3 separate regions of the Homo sapiens genome follow, and all the other regions are linked to region 3. The links are chromatin loops, found by intact Hi-C in ENCODE. Cell type or tissue: PC-9. All regions are shown on one strand. Each heading gives the region's core, and the rest is flanking DNA. Links, peaks and the distances in the headings are about the cores only.

Evidence for each region. A loop is a pair of places that touch in the nucleus more often than their neighbours do. Peaks named below come from ENCODE experiments on the same cell type or tissue, not always from the same donor. Only the 100,000 strongest peaks of a DNase experiment are listed, where the experiment ranks them.
Region 1: it touches region 3 in a loop (6-fold over the local background); 1 of 110 quality-filtered maps calls a loop at or near these places.
Region 2: it touches region 3 in a loop (8-fold over the local background); 1 of 110 quality-filtered maps calls a loop at or near these places.

Annotation. Positions count from the first base shown.
Region 1 is chr3:65,026,094-65,033,808 of GRCh38, reverse strand. It overlaps LOC124909390 (a long non-coding RNA gene), which reads left to right. Exons shown (of 2, transcript XR_007095950.1): 2 at 802-1,342. Among named protein-coding and RNA genes, the nearest start is that of LINC02040, 140 kb to the left of the region's middle. In PC-9, for the core only: no CTCF peak of the experiment used is centred there; a DNase peak (open chromatin) is centred at 2,758.
Region 2 is chr3:64,873,955-64,881,669 of GRCh38, reverse strand. The region is part of intron 4 of ADAMTS9-AS2 (ADAMTS9 antisense RNA 2); the gene reads right to left. LOC105377124 (a long non-coding RNA gene) reads left to right here. Exons shown (of 3, transcript XR_007095948.1): 3 at 5,197-5,344. Among named protein-coding and RNA genes, the nearest start is that of ADAMTS9, 190 kb to the right of the region's middle. In PC-9, for the core only: no CTCF peak of the experiment used is centred there; a DNase peak (open chromatin) is centred at 3,119; H3K4me3 peaks cover 739 bases; H3K27ac peaks cover 2,771 bases.
Region 3 is chr3:64,973,330-64,981,044 of GRCh38, reverse strand. All of the region lies in intron 4 of ADAMTS9-AS2 (ADAMTS9 antisense RNA 2), which reads right to left. It overlaps LOC105377124 (a long non-coding RNA gene), which reads left to right and starts at 4,797. Exons shown (of 3, transcript XR_007095948.1): 1 at 4,797-4,942. In PC-9, for the core only: no CTCF peak of the experiment used is centred there; DNase peaks (open chromatin) are centred at 3,164 and 3,524; H3K4me3 peaks cover 1,579 bases; H3K27ac peaks cover 3,809 bases.

The DNA.
Region 1 (7,715 bases), core at 833-5,832, 53 kb before region 3:
CTTTTGGCTATTCTCAGAGGCCTTTATGGCAGTGAGGGAGAGCATTCTTTTGGTGCGAGAAATAGTTACTGCTCTTGGGTTAGACTAAGAAAGTTTTGCTGAGCTTCAGGATCCAGAGTGATTAATTTACAGAAAGCGCTCAAGGGTCTATCAGATGGGGCTTCCCTGCCAGGAGAGGTGTTGGGGAAGGCTAGTTTTCTAGGATGAAAACTGAGCTGCTTTGCTGAGTAGATCAGAAAAGGGGGTACGCTGGGGGGAGAAATGTAGTTTTAACCCTGATTTGTAGCGATTATTATGACCATCAAAGAGTCCTTTGGTAGAGCAAATAAGGATATAGAATTTTAAAAATCTACAAATTGGGATATTTATTTTGGAGCCAAAAGCAATTTAATTTTAAAATGGGAGCAACACCATAGAAAAAATACTTTTAGGTCTTATCCTTCCACTTATACTGGTGTGACCTTGAACAAATTCCTTAACCTATCCTATCTTCAGTTTCCTTGTCTACAAAATGGAGATTATAATAGTCTTCCTACCCTGAGGTTTTTGCCAGGGAGAAAGAGATAACACAGGTAAATACATGTGCATTGCTTTTAAATACTAGGTAAAGACTCATAACATCACCATCACAATCATCATCGTGGTCATCATTAGTATTATTACTATTTTGGTGAGTTGATCAATGATGCTACTGGATGGAGAACTTTTTCTGAATGGCATTTCTCTTGCCGTTGGCTTGGACATAGGCAGGTAAACTCAATGTGGAAATTTTGATGCAGTAATTATTTGTTTTTCTTGTAGCAAATTGCAGAGAATCCATACATGTAAGGACCGTGCACTAACTGATTGTGCCAGTGGAGCTCCATGGAACCCATACATAAAGCACACCTCTTCTCTTCTCCTTGGCATCCAACCTGCTGGCTCTACAACTACTTTCAACAATGAGTCAAGGCTGTACCTGGCAAGATGGAAATTCAAAATCAACAACGAAAGCTATTTATTTTGGTTTTGATCCTAGCCCTGGGCCTTTTACTAAGTATTCAGAACTGATTTAATGAATGAAAAAATGAATGAATGGTATACATTTCCATTGTCTATTCTGCTTCTTTTCCCTAGGGAACTGTGTTAGGCCATGATTTCCTTGCTGTTTTTTTCATATGGTTGTTTTATTTGCACAACGCTAAATTAAATCAACTAGTTCCATTCATGTATTTCTCTCTTGTTTTATAACCACCTGATTTCTTATTTTTATTTAAACAGAAATTAAATAGTAAAAACTTTGGAGTATTTAATTTTACTTAATTAAAAATTGTTTTAAAAAATAAACGTTTACCTGAAATGAGTATTGAATTTTGAAAAGCACCTTCAACAAACCCCTTTTTGGATGAGTTCAATAATGGTTGAAGAGGGCACAATTCATGGTGAATGAATTTGAAAGTGTAATAGATTTAAAAGTGTTTTAAAGGGGCTAATATAGAAAAGCCCAAACAAATTATTCAGGATTTAAGGATATTATTTAGAAAACATGCTTTCTTGTATGACTGTTTCTTATTCTCCTTTGTGGTTGCTTGAGCACCACTAGAGTGACTCTGTTATAATGGAATTGTTTAACACAAAGTATGCTGAGCAGTTAATACTTTACAACTATATTTTAAGGTATGTATTGTTATGCTTTTTAAATCATAAATTAAAAAATAAGCCTCAGAGATATTGAGTATCTTGTCCAAGTTTGCACCAGTGGAAATTTACAAATCCAAGGTTTGTGTCCTGATTTAACCGGCTCTGAATTCCAGATTCTAAATTTGCTGTCGAGCAGAGAGTGATTTGCACTAGAAAAGTAAATTGTTTTCCCACTTAGGCAGACTTCTCACATAAGTAAAGGACTTGTGAGATCTTTAACTTTACATTGCCTTTACATTACTCTGGTCTAGTCAGTAAATAGTCCCATGATTGCCCATTCTGCAAAGTTAATTGGCCAGTGAGAGAAATAAGATCAGGACCTACAGCCTCATATTCTTGAGATCTCCTTTAGTGACAAATCAGAGATGATATGTTTCTTGTTAAGAGCAGGTAAATTTTTGCAACTCTTCTGTGTGTTGAAACAAATAAAAAATAGATAAATTGTAATATTTAGTAAAAATATTCGTAGGCCATAATTCAAATTAGAGTTGCAGGAAGAGTAAGTGGGAGGTAAAAAAAAAAAAGGAGAGTGAACTTCTGATTCATTTGGCAGTGAATAGGGAGGGAAAATAACGTGTTTGGGCTATAACTGGGAGGGAAGGATATTGAAAATAATACTAAGTGAAGGTTGGAGATTAAACACTCTCTTCCCCCAATGTCAGTGGTGGCCTAGTCCCAACTTCTCCTCTGCTTCTTCACCAAATTACCTCTCACCATGGTTACCTCCACATTGCTAAACTCCCAACTTCTCCTCTCCTTCTTCACCAAATTACCTCTCACCATGGTTACCTCCACATTCCTAAACAGACATTCTTTAGTCTTCATCTTAGTTGTCATCTGAGCATCACTGGTACTATTGCCTACTGTTTCTTCCCTTTCCCTGATTTCTGGGCACAATTCTCTCTGTTTATTTTCCTAGTGTTCCTTGTCCTCCTTTGTAGGTTCTTTTTCTTTTACCCAGCCATTAGCTGTTGGAGGTCCTAGGCCCTCTCTTCTTACTCTAATTTCTCTACCCAGTGATCTCATCCACCCCTGTGGTTTCAAGTTGCATATATACTCAGATGACTCATGGTTTTATCTCCAGTCTTGATCTTGCCCTTAACTCCAGACCCATATATCAACTGTCTACTTACCATCTTTTGAATGCCTTGAAGGTACCTTGCGTTCAGCATGTCCAGGACTGAGCTCATGATCTTCTCTCCCAGGCCTGGTCCTCTTCCAGGGTCTCTCTCGCTGAACAACACCACTGTTCTGTCTACTTGCTCACGCAGAAGCCAAACAGCTAATCTCTCCCTTAACCCCCTTATTCATCACCAAGTTCTACTGATTTCACCGACTAAATCTCTCTTGAATCCACCTACCTCTGTCTACCTCCTTGGCCATCACCTTAGGCCATGCCACAGTGGTGTCTTTTCTGAGCACTGCAGCTTACCCTTGGGCTGATCTACCTGCATCCACCCTGGCCTCTCTACCATCTTGTCTCTACCCTGCATTTTTCAAAATGTAAATTGCATCATGTCACTCCCGAGCTTAGAATCCTCCCATTATTTTTCATTCTTCTTAGGACACAGTCAGAAATCGGCCCCATAGCTCACCAGGTGCTACCTAGTCTAGGGCAGTGGTTCTCAAAGTGTAGTCTTGGAATCCATCAGCATCACCCAGTAGTGTGTTTTGAAATTCAACATCTTACGTCTCACTTTAGATCTGCTGAGTCAGAAACTCTGGGGAAGGGGTCCAACAGATTGTGTTTTCACAAGCCTTCCAAGTGATTCTGATGTATATACTCAAGTCTGAAAACCACTGCTCTAGGGCCCACCTACCTTTCTGGCTATATACAGTCTCTTGCTCTCACGTTCCAGACTCTCATAGCTTGCTTTTATTCCCTCATCAAGCATACATTTCCTCCTACCACAGGGCCTTTGCACAGCTCTTCCTTTTTCCTTGAACACTTCTCCTTCTTCTCCTTCTCTGGTTAACATCTACTCCTCCCTCAGGTCTCAGCTCAATAAAGCTGCCTAGGACCAATTTCTCCTAATGATATATATTGCTCCTTTATAACACTTAAAACAGCTGTGTATTTGTCATTTTTGTGTGGTTATTGATTAACATCTATCTCCCCTACTATACTATAAACACCAAAAGAATTGAGATGGTATGTGTTTTTGTTTATTATCTGCACTATTTTGTTCTAGGATAGTAATAGTACATACTCAGATATTTGTTGAATGAATGAATGAATGAACCTTCCTGTATAGTCTCTGCATACTGTTTGAGAGCACAGGCATATTGGAATCCTCATGGGCAGCTCCCAGTCCCCTCATTTTGTAAAGTGGAGATACCTACCTCATAGACTGGTTGAGGCAATTATATGAGGTAATACATAAGCAAAACCTAGCACAGGGCCAGACACACAAGTCCTTCATAAATCTTAGCTCTGAGCATTATTATTATTATACTCTATTGTTATTATTTCAGTTTCCATACTCTCCCTCAATCATAATGGTTGAGTGTGGTTGAAACCAAACAGTATAATTCTTGGTAAATATGTACATTTTAAAATTATAAGATGAAAATAAATGGTTGTACATTTTCTCCATTTTTTAAAAAAATTATGTATCACCCAATGTATTTGCCCCAGAGAGCTCTTGTTAGCCCAGTCACTGGTTTCTAATGCCATTCGTTTATTAATTCAGTTATGACTATTAATAATTCAGTTATGATTTATTCAGTTATTAATGCAGTTATGACCAAGATGGGCAGGGATCCACATGAAGTTCACAGTCAAGTGCAGAATAAGATATTAATAGTCCAATGGGGAAATACTTCACCACAGTGCCAGTGAAAACGATACAGACAAATACAAGGTCCTATGTGTTTGTGAAACTGGAGGACCAATAGGCAAAGAGGGGATTTTCCACCTTGAGACCACCTTTGGCTTTCAGATAGAAGTCACCTGACATAAACCAAACTAACCAATTGGTGTTCATGGCAGCATGTGATGCAAACAATTAGGTGAAGTCGATGCGTTTCTCCCAATCTGAATCAAACTGGTCTCTGTATGTGTTAATTTGGTGTGTTCCTATGAACGAGGTTTCCATGAAAACTAGCTAAAAGGGGAACAGTGCTGAGAGCAGTGGCTCACACCTTTTATTAGACCATTTTCATGCTGCTGATAAAGACATATCCGAGACTGGGTAATTTATAAAGAAAAAGAGGTTTAATGGACTCACAGTTACACGTGGCTGGGGAAGCCTCACAATCATGGGAGAAGGTGAAAGGCATATCTTACATGGTGGCAGGCAAGAGAGAAGTGAGGCAAAAGGGGATTCCCCTTATAAAATCGTTGGATCTCATGAGACTTATTCACTACCACATGAATTCACTACCACACTTATTCACTACCACATGAACACTATGGGGGAAACTGCCCCCATGAATCAAGTATCTCCCACCAGGTCCCTCCTACAACACATGGGAATTATGGGAGCTACAATTCAAGATGAGATTTGGGTGGGGACACAGCCAAACCATATGACGCCTGTAATCCCAGCACTTTAAGAAGCCAAAGCAAGTGGATTACTTGAGCTCAGGAGTTTAGGCTTGGGAAAGGAGAAACCTCGTCTCCACAAAAAAAAATTACAAAAATTAGCTGGGCATGGTGGCACACACCTGTAGTCCCAGCTATTTGGGAGGCTGAGGTGGGAGGATTGTTTGAGCCCAAGAGGTTGAAACTGCAGTGAGCTATGGTTGTGCCACCGCACTCCAGCCTGGGTGACCAAACGAGACCCTGTCTCAAAAAAAAAAAAAAAAAAAAAAGGAAGTGGGGAGGAATACAAGGGAAAAACCAGGTGGGAAGCCTGCATTGTCAAGATGCCTCCCAGTTGCTCTCTATGCACACTTAGCATTTGAAAACTATTCCTTTCTAGGCCCTCTGCCTGATTTCCCTTTGGCTGGCTCTGATTTCTTTACCACTCTGAACACCTGGGGCCAAGGCTCTTTTTCATAGTAGTTTGAAAGCAATCCTTTCTCTTTCTTTTTACTCAGTTTGATCCAGGCCTTAATCTTTGAACAGCATCAAATATTCTTTGCCATTTGATAAAGCTGGGGTTGGAGGAATCCAGAGTTTTCAAAAGCAGGTTTTGGGTTACCATTGGAGATCCAGTGAGTCTTTCAGCAAGACTAACTCTAAATCATCCAGGCTCAATTAGTTCATTTCAAAGAAATACCCAGGTGTTGTTTGACCTTCAAACATATGGACTGCTGAAGTAAATGAAAGTCTTGCTTGTTCCCATAATGCCGAGGGAACTAGAAGGGGCAATTCTTTTTCATATTCTCTGAGTTTTGAGGAGGGATTATTAGGTTTGGGCTAAATGAATTATTTGCTTTAGTAATATTCTCAGCAGTGAGCTGCAGTTGCCTTTGCTGAGGGAAAAACCAGATGCGAGCTGTCACTAAGCACCACTAAAATAGGGAAAGGTATGGGCCACTATAGGTGGAGCCGGGGTTTTGAGATGCGGGGCCAGCAGACTAGTCTACGGTGAGAAGCAGTAAGGTAGGTGTAGGGCTGAGTGTAGTGTGAAGGTCTCAGTTACCTGACATCAGGAAAACGTTGGTCGTATGGAAACACAGTGGCTTTTTTTTTTTTTTTTTTTGGCTGTTTTCCTGTATTGGGAGTGGGTGCTGTCTTTTAAGACTGAGACTCCTGACTTGGTATGCGGAGGTGTTTTTTTGGTTTTTGTTCGGACTGTTCTATCCAGAATTGTTAGGGTTGTAGTGTAACAACCTATAGCTTTGTACGTTACATATCTTCTAAGAATTGGAGTTCTGTTAAAATAATTGTCCAGTGGCCAAGTGTATGTTTTTGGAGCGAGAAAGACCTGGTTTCAAATCATAATCCCTCCCGCTTATTAGCTGTTTGACAATAGGAAAGTTGCTTAACTTCTCTGAGGCCCAGTTTTCTCAGGTATAAAATAGTGCTGATAATATTTTAGCATTTTACAAAGTACATCTCAATGAAATTTTAATTTACATCCAATCAAAATGAGATTTAATTGTCAAATACATCTGGAAAACCCTTTAGACTGTTTTCCTCTATCTTAGATTTGATAATGCATATTTTCAGATTAAAGTCCCTGGGAACTTGTGCAGGAAATGAAACTGTTTAACTCCAAATGTGAAAATGTAGTTAAGATCAAGAGGCTTTTTCTTTTGTAGAAATACAAATGATCTCATAGCATGGTTGTAAGGGTTAAATAAAAGTTTAATATAAATGCTTTCCACGGTATCTGGGTCATAGTAATCAAAAGTAGCGAGAATTGTCAGTGTATAATTATTGAAGATTTTTGTCTTCAAAAACCGAAAACTAAATTTGATACACCTGGGTTTTTACTGCAGCCATTAACCATATCAGCATTTGCCAGTTGGAAGTTTACAGAATTCAGCTCTCACTGGTGGCTAATGGGATGGTTGTGATTTATTGAGTGCCTACTGTGTGTCAAGGAATCCATTAGGTACCTCGGTAGAGAGTCATCAATATATTTAATGGTCCCAACTACTCGACAAGCTAGATATTATTCTTTCATTCATAGATGTGGAAATTGAGACTCAAAAATAAGCGCACTGCCCAAGGCGGTGTAGACACTCAACGGTGGAGTTGGGAAATTAGCTTGATTTGTTTGGACCAAAGCCCTTGACTATTCTCAGCTGGGATTCTACAAATCCTGGAGGATCTGTGAGGGAGGCAGTGATCTGGAAGATACTCGCGAAAAGCGTAATTGAAATCAACCACTTGACCAACGTGAGGCAGCGCAGGACTAAATGTGTTGGGAAGGTCACACTTCAGCCATACCAAAAATGTTTCCTTTATGGAATTCAGCTTGTTCACTCATCCCAAAGACTTGCACACATCGTTCCCTTTGCCCAAAGCTTTCTCCCTGTGTTGTCTTTCTTGGCTCTCTCTCACTTATCCTTCAAGTCCTGGGACTGAGGTACTTCCTCCAGAAAGTCATTCCTAACTCTCCAAGTCACAGGCAATG
Region 2 (7,715 bases), core at 833-5,832, 99 kb after region 3:
AACATGGTTTAGAAACATTTACTCTTTGTTTTACTTTTCCTCTAGTGTCCCCAGGACATGCTTTGCAGAGATGACTACTTCTGGATAATCTATAGCATGTAGCTATCAGCGTTATTAAAAAAAAAACTCATTGGTGGTAGGCAGCCTCTAAGATATCCTCAGTGATTTTTTTCCTTTCGGCATTCATGACCTTGTTTAATCCTTTCCTTCTCCTTGCGCATGGGCCAGACTTACTGACTGGCTTCTAACACACAATTTTGCGGAACTGATGGTGGTATGTTTGGGCTCTGTGTCCCCACCAAAATCTCATATCCAGTGCTGGAGTTGGGGCCTGGTGGGAGGCGAGTGGATCATGGGGGTGGTTTCTCATGGTTAGCACCATCCCCCTTGGTACTGCCATGGTGACAGTGAGTTCTTACTAGATCTGGTTTTTATGAGTGTGTAAGTATCTCTGACCTCTGTTTCTTCCTTCTGCTCTGGCTATGTGAAGATGCCTGCTCCCACTTTGCCTTCTGCCATGAGTAAAATCTCCTTGAGCCATGCTTCCTGTACAACTGTGCTTCCTGCAGAACCATGAGCCAATTAAGCCTCTAAATCTCCTTGAGCCATGCTTCCTGTATAACTGTGCTTCCTGCATAACCACAAGCCAATTAAACAGTTTTTCTTTAAAAATTACCCAGTCTCAGGCATTTCTTTATAGCAATGTTAGAACAGACTCATACAGATGGGATGTCACTTCCAAAATTAGGTTATAAAAAGACTGTGGCATCCATATTGAATTATCCTTGTCCCTCTCCCTCTCCCTCTGTTTCTTAAATCACACACTCTTGGGGAAGCCAGCTTCTGTGTTATGAATAGTGCCCTGGATGCCCACATGGTGTCTAACTGAAGCTTCAGACCAACAGGCCTATGAATGAGATTTGAAGCAGCTTCTTCTGCCTGTGTCATGCCTTATATGACTGTTATCTGGCTGATACCTTGATTGCAGCCTCATGAGAAGACCCTGAGCCAGAATCACCAAACTAAGTCCTTTCAGATCCCTGACCCACATAAAGTGTGAAATAGTTTATGTGTGTTCTTTTAAGCCCCTAAGATTTGAAAAAGTTTGTTATCAGCAATAGATATCTAACACATTCAAATTAATTTCCGTGTTTTTTTTCTTTCCTCCAAGATTATTTATTATTCATTAGCTAGTGATATGGTTTGGCTGTGTCCTCACCGAGATCTCATCTTGAATTGCAGTTCCCATAATCCCCATGTATTGTGGGAGGGACCAGGTGGAGATAATTGAATCATGGGGGCCGTTTCCCCCATCCTGTTCTCATGATAGTGAGTTCTCTTGAGATCTGATGGTTTTATGAGGGGCTTCTCCCTTCGCTGGGCACTCATTCTTCCCCTTCCTGCCACCATGTGAAAAACGACGTGTTTGCTTCCCTTTCTGCCATGATTGTAAGTTTCCTGAGGCCTCCCCAGCCATGCTGAGCTGTGAGTCAATTAAACCTCTTTCCTTTATAAATTCCTTTATAAATTTCCTTTATAAATTATAAATAAATTAGTCTCAGGCATGTCTTTATTAGCAGTGTGAGAACAGACTAATAAAGCTAGTCTGCCTGTTTTGTATTAGTTAGATGTCTATTTCTTTTAGACAGACATTGGAGATAGGACTAAATGTTTTACCAAGGCAAAAATAAATACCAGCACATCAAATTAGAATTTAGTTTCCCATGTTATTAGTATGAGAAAAGTGATAAATCTGGTGGAACAAAATGTGACTAGTTCAAATAGAAGTAACCATACTTGGTTGTCCTTTATAAAGTTATATTTTATTATTATTATTTCAATAGTTTTTGGCGAACAGGTGGTGTTTGGTTACGTGGCTAAGTTCTTTAGTGATGATTTCTGAGATTTTGGTGTACCTATCACCCAAACAGTGTACACTGCACCCAATGTATAGTCTTTTATCCCCGACCCCCCTCCCACCCTTCCCCCTAAGTCCATTATGTCATTCTTATGTGTGTGCATCCTCACAGGTTAGCTCTCTTTTATGAAAGTGAACATACGATGTTTGGGTTTCCATTCCTGAGTTACTTCACTTAGAATAATGGTCTCCAAATTGCTTGAACCCACAAGGTGAAGATTGCAGTGAGCTGAGATTGTGCCACTGCACTGCAGCTTGTGTGACAAAGCGAGACTCCATCTCAAAAAAAAAAAACAAAAGGAATAATGGTCTCTGGTTCCAACCAGGTTGCTGCAAATGCCATTATTTCATTCCTCTTTGTGACTGAGCAATATTCCATAGTATATACGTACATATGACATGTGTGTCTATATATGTCCACATATGTCCACATTTTCTTTATCCACTCATTGGTTGATGGGCAGTTAGGCTGGTTCCATATTTTTTCAATTGTGAATTGTGCTGCTGTAAACATTTGACTATATAAGAAGACTTCATGAATTCCAGTCCCAACAATTCATCATTTCTTATTATTTGGTAGAGTCTGAGGAGTTCATTACCTCTGCGTCTTAAAGAGTTAGTTAAGAAAAGTACAGCATAAAAAGATTGCAAGGGTAATGTCCACCAGCTTATAGGAATAGTTTTTTCCCCTGAAACTATAGTAGCCCCTTGACCTGTAAGTAAATGAAAAACTGTATTCAAAAATCCCTCATCTGTTCATCAAACTAGGCCCAGTGAGTTCTCCACAAGATTCTATTTTTGCCCAGTTGATATCATTTTATATTTTCTGCACTCCAGTTTGATTGATTCATTCATTCATCAAGTATCACAAAGATAATGACTTTCTTTTTTTAACTCATATTTTAATTAAAATATTTTATTAATTCAGAATTATCTCTCCCTTCAATAACTCTAAATTAGTGAGTTCTTTCTTTGAGACCATTTTGAATATTTTTCTTTTTTGGGGTGGGGGCTGGTGGTGTTGGACTGGTTTGATTGATTTCCGTAGAACCTGTTTCCTTTTTTTAAATGGCTACTCAGAATTTTTCTCTGATGAACAAGTAACCTAGAAAATATCCAGAGATACTGGCTGACTCGTCATATTAAAAATATATATTTTGTTTAGCAAGGCTGTGAAGAATGACTCATTCATAATCCAGCTTAATGAATCAACAAGGCCAAAGGACACAGATAACACTATGTCCCTTGTTCAAATGCAGCAAGCAGAGATACTGGTGTGGAGGAGAGCTAGGTGTGGATTTACATGTCAGAAGAAATATCTTCTTCACCACTGATCTGCAGCTCACCTGCATCTGGGCAAGTGACCAAAAGCTTTGACATTTTGCAGACCTGAGTCTGAAACTTGGCTATACCCCTTATTATCAGGTTATCCAAACTCTCAGCCTTTTTCGCATCTTCAAAATGAAAGGAAATAATTCCCCCTTCATACTGTTAGGAAGTTTAGATGAGATGAATGATGTAATACTTAATTCTTTACCTGGGGCCTGATACATTGTAAACGCATGGTGAATGACCAGGTTATTATGTAAATGGTGAACTTGAACTCTGTTTCTAATAGACAGGTGACTTCTCAGGTATCAATCATTGAAACAGAAATTGAAGAAATGAACTATTTTACTCCTCTGCTCAATGCATTAGTTTTAAATCTTACGGAATTTCCTTTATAATAGGTTTAAAAAAATTTCAAAGATTAGTTCACATAGTCCAATCTACTGATGATTTTATACTCAGAAAGTTACATTCAACTCCATCCTACAAACCAAGGAAAATATCAAGGACAAGAATAAGTTGATTATGGTTTCCCTTGAAAGCCCAACAAACCACTATATTTGTTTGTTTTTTTTAAAGCAATGGTAGGTACCAATTTTAAAACTACTAATTTACTTATCCTTCTAACTTTCTAACTAGTAGTCTGAGTGTAATAGGGCCAAATGCTTATTTAGACAGTTGAGATAGAAACGTCCAATAGTTTACTGACAGTTGTCCAAATTAATGTGTTTTAATTATTTTCATTATAATTGATCTAAGTTTTTGATCCTATTTTTATAGAGACATTTAAAATCCTCCCTTATTAATTGCTTGCCTCATCATTGCGTACACTCTCAAGGTCACTCCGACAAAACCTGGGCAATGAAGCAGAATGATGACTTTCTGTTTTAAGTTAGAGTCTTGTTTGTTTCTAAACAGTTTCTAAGTCCCCAGGGTTTGTTGTCTTAAAAAGTCAAATTTGTCATTGTCTCCAGACCTTGAGCTATCTAAACATGGAAACCCAAGTTCATGGATAGGGTAATAGAAGAGCAAGCAGAAATCTTGATTTCCAGGCTTCCAGTTGCCACATCAGCTCATCTAGACATCGGTTTAAGGGCAGAGTAAGGACATTTGAGTCCAAAAATTCCTTTAATCCACTTTTATTATCTACTAAATTCTTAACCTACAGTATTTAACCCTCAGAAAATTTCATGAAAATATATTCTATTTTTTTAAGTTTCTTTTACCAATGGGAAAAGTTAAACTCAAAGTATTTAAAGCACCTTCCTGGAGTTCCCAGTCAGCTCATAACCCTTAGGCTGAATCTAGAACATTGGTTCTCAGCCAGGGATGATTTTGCTCTCTCTTTCTAGGGGACACTTTGCACTGTCTGGAGACATTTTTGGTTGCCACAAGTGGAGGAAGGTGCTACCGGTGACTATGAGTAGTGGCTGCTAAACACCGTACAAGGAATGCACAGGATAAGTCCCTGTAGCAAACAATCAGCCAGCCCAAAATGTCTAGTGCCAGAGCTGAGAAACTAGAGTTCTGGTAGACAGAGCACTGTCTACCAGAACTTTCTGTGATGATGGAAATGCTCTACTAGACACTTGAAATGTGGCTAGTGTGACTGAAGAACTATAAATTTATTTAATTTTAAATAACTTAAATTGAAATAGCCCCATATATCCAGTGGGTATTCTGCTGGACAATAAAAGTGTTATTTGATATATTATTACTTCCTCACCTATACAATGTTATAATCATAACCATTTTATTAGGTTGTTCTAAGAACTGAGATTAGTAGGTATGCAATAAGTTATTAGCTGCTATTTTAAAATTTAAATAAGTCCATGTATGCATACTAATTATGCTGTTACATATTTATATTCTATGTACATATACACATGAATGAAACAATTTCCAAAGAATGGTCTCAAATAATAACTGCATGTTTTGATATTCCACAGACTATTAAAATGCACCAACCCAAGGTCTCCAGTGCTGCTGAGTCCCCCGTGTCACCTCCTGCAACTGCCACAGTTGTCAACAGCTCAAATCCTAGAGACCTTCTTCATTAGGTCAATGAGTATCTAAACTTTAAAAAATAAATAAAGGGGTAATTATTAGCTTGCCCCCCATCCCAACAAGGCCAGATTTCCTTAAATGTCAGTACCTTGGTAAATATAAATATGCTTTGATTTTAAAAAGCAACATTTGTGTGAGCTTTTTGGAAGCTCACCTTTTTTTTTTTTTTTTTTTTTGAGATAGAGTCTTTCTCTGTCACCAGGCTGGAGTGCAGTGGTGCAATCTCAGCTCACTGTAACCTCTGCCTCCTGGGTTCAAGCAATTCCCCTGCCTCAGCCTCCCGAGTAACTGTGACTATAGGTGTGCGCCACCACGCCGGCTAATTTTTTGTATTTTAGTAGAGACGGGGTTTCACTATGTTGGCCAGGACGGTCTCAATCTCCTGACCTTGTGATCTGCCTGCCTCAGTCTCCCAAAGTGCTGGGATTACAGGCGTGAGCCACTGCGCCAGGCCTGGAAGCCCATCTTTCAATGGCTTCTAGCCTGAAGGCCTAGCCCACTTCTGCAGTTTGAAGGTGTCTCTGGAAGACAGGCAGAATGGCCCATCAACACTGTTTGCACGAGGATGAAAGGATCTTGGTGGGCATACCAACGACTGAGCATTTCGAGGCTGGCAGTTGGGGCTGGACTCAGGTCTCTGCTGCTGGGGAATAAGGTCAATCCTTACATCTCAAGACTTACCTTTGTCAGGCAAAGGGCTCAGTCTATAACGAGTCTGGGCACACAAACTTGATACGAGAATAAGGACCAGTTAGATTCTTCTGGCCTCAATGTTCTAATGCTCTTTGAGCATAATTTCCTATGGAATACAGGGTTTGAACTCAAAAAAAGTTGGGACCAAAGAAGAAATCAGAATAAAAATAAATAGGGTCATGGCCTTTCTTTTCTTCTCTTCCTTTGAGTTTCAGCTTAACTATCACCCCTCTAGAGACTTCCAACCTCACCCTCTGCCCTTTTGTTATTTTATCTCCTTATTAGTTTCCTTGGTAGCACTTTCGAGAATTAGCAATTATGTATTTGTGGAGTTATCTACTTAGTTTCTCTCTGTCTCTCTCACTGGAGTATAAGCTCTGTGAGGGAGGAGACAATGTCTGTTTTATTCACCATGGTGTCTTCATGATTCAGCACAGTGCCTGAAACACACTAAGATGAGTGAAAAAATAAATGTTGGATGAGTGGATAAATGGAAACAAAATTAATTTGGGTTTAAATGCTACTGATGACTCTTCTGATTGGAATAAGCCACAAAAAGCAGTGAAAATATTAATACATTTTTCTATAATCCTGGAAAATAATGCTCCCAACTTGTGTTCATTTTTCCTGAATCTCAGAGAACTTTGATTCAGAAGTATTTACCAAATTGTAGTTGTCCCTAATTCCAGGATCCTGGCACAAGGTCTCTGGGGATGAGGCCACCATAGAAAGAATTATTTGAGCAATTATATGAGACATGTAAAGATCAAGCCCAAAGTCCGCACAGCCCAAGTTGGTTCCTAAGGATTTCATGTCTGCCAAGAGCAAAAGAGAATATGGGAGTTGCCAAGCATTATATTGCCTCCCACCAAAGTCCCTATTTGGGTCCCCTTAGATATATAGTTGCTGAGACTTTCTTTCTTTTCACAAACACTCACAATGAGCCTACTATACACATTGGGTCAGGAGTCGGGGCTGAGTTACAAAGAATACCCAGTAATACAGGTTACGGTTAAGCTTTTAAGCCTACAGATCTGGGTTGAATTCCAAAGTTGGGCACTTACTGGGGACCTTGGATAAGTTACATATACCCCCATCCCTGTGATCCCTTATCTATAAACTGCGGTGATCATAGCACATATTTCCTACTGTTGCGATGAGCTTTCAGTGAGTATCTCTGGTTAAGCATAGATGCAGAGTGCCCAGCACATAGGAAGCACTCCATACATCCTAATCATATGTGATAATTTTAAAACTTGACTCCAGACTCTTTGGTGTTCTTCCCATTGCAAATTGAAGCTATGTCTCCTCCCCTTGAATCTGGAAGTCCTTATGAGTGCTGTAACAACAGCCTGTGGTGGAGATGACAGTTTGTCTTCCAAAGCTAGGTCGCAACGACATCAGCCTCCACCTTGCCTGCTAGAAGCACTGTTCTACCTTGAAAGAAGTTCCACTTCCCCAGTGCCACCATGCTGAGGAAGGCACATGGAGGACCTCTGGTCAAGAGTCCCATCTTAGTCCAGTCTTCCAATCATTGCCACCAGGATGATAGACCATGCTGCTTGGAAGTAAGCACTCCAACGGCAATTGTTCGTTGCCCCAGCTAGTCGAGTTAATGCCAGCTGAGGCCCCAGACACTGAGAAGCAGACTCAATCCACCCAACCTTTGTAGTCAGAATTTCTTATCCATAAATTCCAAGAGTATAAT
Region 3 (7,715 bases), core at 1,078-6,077:
GAGGTCCTTCACATCCCTTGTAAGTTGGATTCCTAGGTATTTTATTCTCTTTGAAGCAATTGTGAATGGGAGTTCACTCATGATTTGGCTCTCTGTTTGTCTGTTATTGGTGTATAAAAATGCTTGTGATTTTTGCACATTGATTTTGTATCCTGAGACTTTGCTGAAGTTGCTTATCAGCTTAAGGAGATTTTGGCCTGAGACGATGGGGTTTTCTAGATATACAATCATGTCATCTGCAAACAGGGACAATTTGACTTCCTCTTTTCCTAATTGAATACCCTTTATTTCCTTTTCCTGCCTAATTGCCCTGGCCAGAACTTCCAACACTATGTTGAATAGGAGTGGTGAGAGAGGGCATCCCTGTCTTGTACCAGTTTACAAAGGGAATGCTTCCAGTTTTTGCCCATTCAGTATGATATTGGCTGTGGGTTTGTCATATATAGCTCTTATTATTTTGAGATACGTCCCATCAATACCTAATTTATTGAGAGTTTTTAGCATGAAGGGCTGTTGAATTTTGTCAAAGGCCTTTTCTGCATCTATTGAGATAATCATGTGGTTTTTGTCTTTGGTTCTGTTTATATGCTGGATTACATTTATTGATTTGCATATATTGAACCAGCCTTGCATCCCAGGGATGAAGCCCACTTGATCATGGTGGATAAGCTTTTTGATGTGCTGCTGGATTCCGTTTGCCAGTATTTTATTGAGGATTTTTGCATCAATGTTCATCAAGGATATTGGTCTAAAATTCTCTTTTTTGGTTGTGTCTCTGCCAGGCTTTGGTATCAGGATGATGCTGGCCTCATAAAATGAGTTAGGGAGGATTCCCTCTTTTTCTATTAATTGGAATAGTTTCAGAAGGAATGGTACCAGTTCCTCCTTGTACCTCTGGTAGAATTCGGCTGTGAATCCATCTGGTCCTGGACTCTTTTTGGTTGGTAAGCTATTGATTATTGCCACAATTTCAGAGCCTGTTATTGGTCTATTCAGAGACTCAACTTCTTCCTGGTTTAGTCTTGGGAGAGTGTATGTGTCGAGGAATTTATCCATTTCTTCTAGATTTTCTAGTTTATTTGCGTAGAGGTGTTTGTAGTATTCTCTGATGGTACTTTGTATTTCTGTGGGATCTGTGGTGATATCCCCTTTATCATTTTTTTTGTGTCTATTTGATTCTTCTCTCTTTTCTTCTTTATTAGTCTTGCTAGCAGTCTATCAGTTTTGTTGATCCTTTCAAAAAACCAGCTCCTGGATTCGTTAATGTTTTGAAGGGTTTTTTGTGTCTCTATTTCCTTCAGCTCTGCTCTGATTTTAGTGATTTCTTGCCTTCTGCTAGCTTTTGAATGTGTTTGCTCTTGCTTTTCTAGTTCTTTTAATTGTGATGTCAGGGTGTCAATTTTGGATCTTTCCTGCTTTCTCTTGTGGGCTTTTAGTGCTATAAATTTCCCTCTACACACTGCTTTGAATGCGTCCCAGAGATTCTGGTATGTTGTGTCTTTGTTCTTGTTGGTTTCAAAGAACATCTTTATTTCTGCCTTCATTTCGTTATGTACCCGTAGTTATTCAGGAGCAGGTTGTTCAGTTTCCATGTAGTTGAGCGGTTTTGAGTGAGTTTCTTAATCCTGAGTTCTAGTTTGATTGCACTGTGGTCTGAGAGACAGTTTGTTATAATTTCTGTTCTTTTACATTTGCTGAGGAGTGCTTTACTTCCAACTGTGTTGTCAGTTTTGGAATAGGTGTGGTGTGGTGCTGAAAAAAATGTATATTCTGTTGATTTGGGGTGGAGAGTTCTGTAGATGTCTATTAGGTCCGCTTGGTGCAGAGCTGAGTTCAATTCCTGAGTATCCTTGTTAACTTTCTGTCTCGCTGATCTGTCTAATGTTGACAGTGGGGTGTTAAAGTCTCCCATTATTATTGTGTGGGAGTCTAAGTCTCTTTGTAGGTCCCTCAGGACTTGCTTTATGAATCTGGGTGCTCCTGTATTGGGTGCATATATATTTAGGATAGTTAGCTCTTCTTGTTGAGTTGATCCCTTTACCATTATGTAATGACCTTTTTTGTCTCTTTTGATCTTTGTTGGTTTAAAGTCTGTTTTATCAGAGACTAGGGTTGCAACCCCAAAGCAGGGAAAATTTTTAAAAATCGTATGGTCCAAAGTAAGAATAGCAAAGTTCTTTTAAGAGTCTGAATATATAATAGTAAGCATTAAGAACATGGTCTATGGGAGGAAGAGGGGATGACTCTAGAATATAACTCTGGCTCCAATATTTGCTAATGTGTAAATTTTGCTCAGCTACTCTGAGTCTTGGTTTTCTCATGTGTAAATTGGAGACATTAGTAGATCCTATGTCATGGGGTTTTATGAATATTTAACTGGTAAATGTAAAATGTTTAACATGGTGCCTCGTACACAGTAAGTGCTTAATCCAGCAATCGTCCTGTTGATCACAAAAGCAAGATAATGGCCAGGTATGGTGGCTTACGCCTGTAATCCCAGCACTTTGAGGGGCTGAGGCAGGCCGATCACCTGAGGTTAGGAGTTCAAGACCAGCCTGGCCAAATGGTGAAACCCTGTCTCTACTGAAAATACAAAAATTAGCCAGGTGTGGTAGTGGGCACCTGTAATCCCAGCTACTTGGTAGGCTGAGGCTGTAGAATCACTTGAACCTAGGAGGCAGAGGTTGCAGTGAGCCGAGATTGTGCCTCTACACTCCAGCCTGGGCAACTGAGCGAGACTCCATCTCCAAAATAATAATAATAATAATAATAATAATAATAATAATAGTAATAATAATAATGATTCCATCAGTTATACCAGAAGCTAAAGTATTATGCTCCCCTTGCCAATTGCCTACTCTTAAGAACTGAAGATAGATCATCTCTGAAGACAAATGTGGCTTGGCACTGCTTCCTACGAGTACCTTTCTAAGGCATAGCATGTCACCTCTACAGGGTCAAGTAGCTACTGAGATGCTGAGGAACCAAGTTACTGAGCTGAGTCACTCCTAAGTGGCCAAGATGGCAGGAGGGCTGAATTCTCCACCTGGGACTCTTTGCAGGGTCCAAACATTGACTAGCTCGCTTAGAGGTGGGGCAAGGGCTCCTTGAGCAATGTGTTTCATTCTTTAGCCAGACAGTATGAGCAAGATATTTTTAGCCCAATTACCAAATGCAGAAATGTGAGTTTGAAATGCATGCCTCAGGAGTTCACTCAGGTAACGAGACTGTGTGATTATGACTCTCAGGACGTGTGTTTCCTTCACATGTCCCGGATTTTCAGAATAGTTCTGATTTTCGAACATTCTGTTCTACCCTTCTATTAGTAAAATTCTGTTTGGGCAGATATCCTAATTCTATAGGGAAGTGGTTGGGAAAATATGGTCACTGTAGACCAAGATAGAGATCCTATTAAAGACTTGGTGGTTGAGGAAAAAGTGCCACATACTATAAATAGGTATGTCTTCCCCTTTACCTCACTGATGAGTCAGAAGTGACAGAAACTAACTCCAACTGGGTTTGGCAAAAAGGGAATTTACCAGCCTTGTGACGGAAAAGTCCAGGGGATGCATGGCTGGCTGGATACAGATTCCCGAACAATGATCCAACCGACCTGCCTCTCTTCACCTCTTCACTCCTTCCTCTGCATTGGTTTCATTCTCAAGCAGATTCCTTTTGGGATGTCCCCAGCAGCCCTGGGGGCATATCCTGCCAGCTTAAGCTTCCACAGAGAATGAAAGTGACTTTCTAAATTACTTCAGCAAAAGCTGAAAAAATTCCCTCTGGCTGGACCTGGGTCATTTGTCCCTCCCACCCCCACCAGTCCAGGGAACAGTTTCTGCAACACCTTAAACACATAACCTAGAAGATTCCTCAAAGGGCAGCAAGGTTTCTCTACCAAAACAGGGACAGCATGAACACTGGGTAGGGAAATGTAATAAATGTTCTTTCATCCTCTCCCTCTGAGTTGGGATTCTGCTTCCCACTATTTCTTTATGCTTAGTTGTCCTAGAATACAGTTCCTTCACATACCATTGTCATCTACCTGCAAGAGATCTGCCTCTTGCCCACAAATGGTATTCATTTGACCTCCCTTTAATTTCTCTGTCTTTGCCACAGGAACCTCAGTGAGGGTTGGTTCTGCCTGTTGACTCTTTCACCCCTTGTGTAAGATGTTCTTTTGCACCTGCTCCTTTTCGCCTTACCAGTATACATAAAAGTTTGTTACTAAACCCCCACAATCCTCTTCTAACAGTGGAAGGAAGGAAGATGTCTGTAGCTGCAGCCAGCTGGGAAGAGCTGCTTTTAGGATTTCACAGGGGAAGAAATAGACACAATTTTGCTACCATATGCAGTATCTGCGGCAAACTACAGAATGGGCCTACAGTTCCTCTTAGCTCACCAGAGCAAGTGCTCCCCAGTGATCTGCCTGGATGCAACTTGCAAATTGTATTGAGAGAGCTAATTAGATCTGAGCTTGCAAACGAGAGCTCTGCTACCCTTGTGTGGAACAATTTGCTTTATTAAATGAGAGGTGATGTGTGTATGTTGTATACTTAGCACGTTAAGATTCACAGTTACACAGATGGCGGAAGAACTCCAAGGTTGCCCAGGGCTTAACATGTAGCTGAATGTCAAAAGGTTTCAACAGGGTTTCAGAGAGCAAAACAGGGATATTTTTGTAAGATATACTTTTCTACCCAGCATAGCACATCAGAGCTTCCTGTGGGATGGATTAAAAAGAGCTAACCTTTATGGACTACTTGTTGTGTCAGATACTAGGCAGAACCCACTCACTTCTCTAAAGCCCTTATAGGGAAGGTACTATTATTATTCCTGTTTTTCAATTAAGGATACTGAGGCACTGTGAGGTTCACTGAAAGCTGGACTGTGAGGAAGATTCGGGCCGTCGGACTCCAGACCCCAAGCTCTAACATACTATGTAGGTCTGATACGATGATCATCTCTAGAGATGATCCATGGTTACCTACCAGTTTTTTTAATTTAATTTTTATTAAATATTTATTGTATGCCTTCTTTAAGATAGATATTAGATGTGTTCAATGGTCTGAAAATTTTTGAGAGGTAAGTCCCAGGTAGCACTTGAGATAAAAAGCAATAACTAAAGTCTATTGAATACTTACCAAGTATCATGCTTGTGGTAAGCACTTTACAGGTTTTCATTCTCTCATGCATTTAATCCTCCTACAATCTTTCTTAGATACGCTCCCCGTTTTAGAATAAGGAAACCAAGGCTCAGAGAGGAGAGAAAACTTGCTAAAGGCGCCCAGTAAGTAAGTGACAGAGCGGGGAGTTGAACCCAAGTATTTTGGCACCATAGCCTTTGCTTTTGACTTCTCTTTCACTCCACACCACACCACACCAACCACATCCTACTGGCCACTGGCAAGGACCAATGATGCCTTGTAGAAACCAATCAGTTTTCCACTCAGTATTCCTCAGTCATCATACAAGAGTATTTTTCCTTTTTTTTTTTTTTTTTTTTTAGTAAGCCGTCACCTAGCAAAGCTTGAAGTGGTAGGTGGTAGGTATTTCATTTTTAAATTCAGTTGCAAAAGGAAAATTTTTTGAAGAATGAGAATTTTATCGCTGAGGAAAGTGACAGAATGCTACACTATCAGTTCATTTAACAAATTTCCTAAGAGGTTGCCAGTGCCAGGCTCTGTGCCAGATGTTGGGATGCATGTTAAGACACAGGCAGTACCACAAGAATGAATACAGTTTGGTGTTGAGTTTTAAAGCAGAGGGAGGGCCAAGGTGCCTTAGGGTCCTGTTCTGAGCTACCCACAACAGCCAGCAAACTGGGTCACCTGCAGCAGGTAATGGAAGGCTTGTTATCTTGTCAAAGGGATCACATTTTTCAAAGTTGCATGCTTAGACTAAGAATAACCCTGGTTGCAAAATTTTAAAAATATAGCCTATCAGAGATTTAAACAAGTAATAGGTTAACTAGGCAGTCGACAGCATTCGTTCATTGCTCCACAATATCACCAGGTCCCTTCCATCCTGTCTACTCTAAATTCAGCTGTTGGTTTTTCCTAGTGATGTGTTTTACCTTATTATCTCAAGATGGGTGCCGTAGCTCCAAACAACATCAAGGTAGGAAATGGGCAACAGAGTGGTATTGAAAAAGATCTTTTCCTATAGAGGCATTCTCCTTTTTATTAACAAAGAAAAAAGCTTTTTGCATCCCAGAAGACTGCCTTCCCATCTCATTGGCCAGAACTAAGTCACACAGCGATGCTTACCTGCAAAGGAGGATGGGAAAGAAGCAAGTGTCCAGCTTTTTTCCAGTCTCTTTTGTGCAGATTGGACAAGGAAGATAGACATGGCTGAGTTATTTAACCAATAGTTTCTGCCACAGTGTGAAAGAATGTGATATATCTGAAACATCTTTAACCACATAATTACAAGTTCTGTGACCACAAAAACATTTAATTGGTCAGTTTATTGGAGTCAATAATGTAGAAGTGGGTCACACGTTGAAGGCTGGGAAATTCTTGCATTGTTGCTCGTGAGTTTTGAAGACTCTCACCAGGGACATTAATGGACGGAATATTGGGAGCTTAGCTCTTCCTGCTGGAGTTGTAAAAGGGCAGAACCGTTTTTCATAACCTAAGACCGAACAGCATCTTCCAAAATTAGCTTCGGACTGGGCAGCAATTTCAGCTAAACTCCATGCAGCTTTTAAAGCTTTGTATTAATTATAGCTTGGGTACTGTGGATAGCGCTGACTTTGTAATTTGTGAAGCTCAGTGCAAAATAAAAATATGGAATCTCTTGTTTAAAAATTATTAAGTATTTAAAGATAGCAAAAGCAAAGTACTAAACTAAACACGGGACCCTGTGCAACTGTAGAGATTGCACATCCACGAAGTTGGGCTGGCAGAGGGCAGCTGGTTCACAGGTGAAGTCTTGACTTGCAGGAATGATAAATTGAAGGGCCTGGTTACAAGTGTGGGGTCTGCTCCTCAAAAGTATGGCATGGTGATTAATAGTTGACGCTTTCCAACAAGCCCACTCTGTATTCTAATTTTGCTACTTAATTGTGCCATGATTTTAGAAACTTGTTTAGTCTTTCGAAAATTGTATTTCCTGGCTGGGTGCAATGGCTCATACCTATAGTTCCAGCACTGTGGAGGCCAAGGCAGGGGGGATCACTTGAGGCCAGGAGTTTCAGAGCAGCCGAGGCAACATAGTGAGATCACAGGTCTACAAAAAAATTTAAAAATTAGCCAGGTGTGGTGGCATACACCTGTAGTTCTTAGCTACTCAGGGGGCTTAGGTGGGAGGATCACTTGAACCCAGGAGTCTGAGCCTGCAGTGAGCTATGATTATGCCACTGCACTCCAGCCCGGGTGACAGACCAAGACCCTGTCTCTTAAAAAAGATTCCATTTCCTCTCTTAAAAAATGGAGTCTTAAAAGATTCCATTGCCTCTTAAAAAAGATTCCAATTCCTCATGGAATTCACCACGGAATGCTTTCTTTGTGTTACAACCCATGGTGCTAGTGTTCTTAGGAACACACTTTGGGAAAGTGTGGTGTTAACACACAAGCAGGGAGTTTATGTCTTAGGAGCTATTTTCTTCAGTCTAGAGTAGACTGGAAGAGTTGATCTAGTTCTTTGCTGTTTGGGTTTTCTTTTTCCTTCTAATCTGTGGTGTAATTTATAAGAAAAGTCTTAGAGAGGCA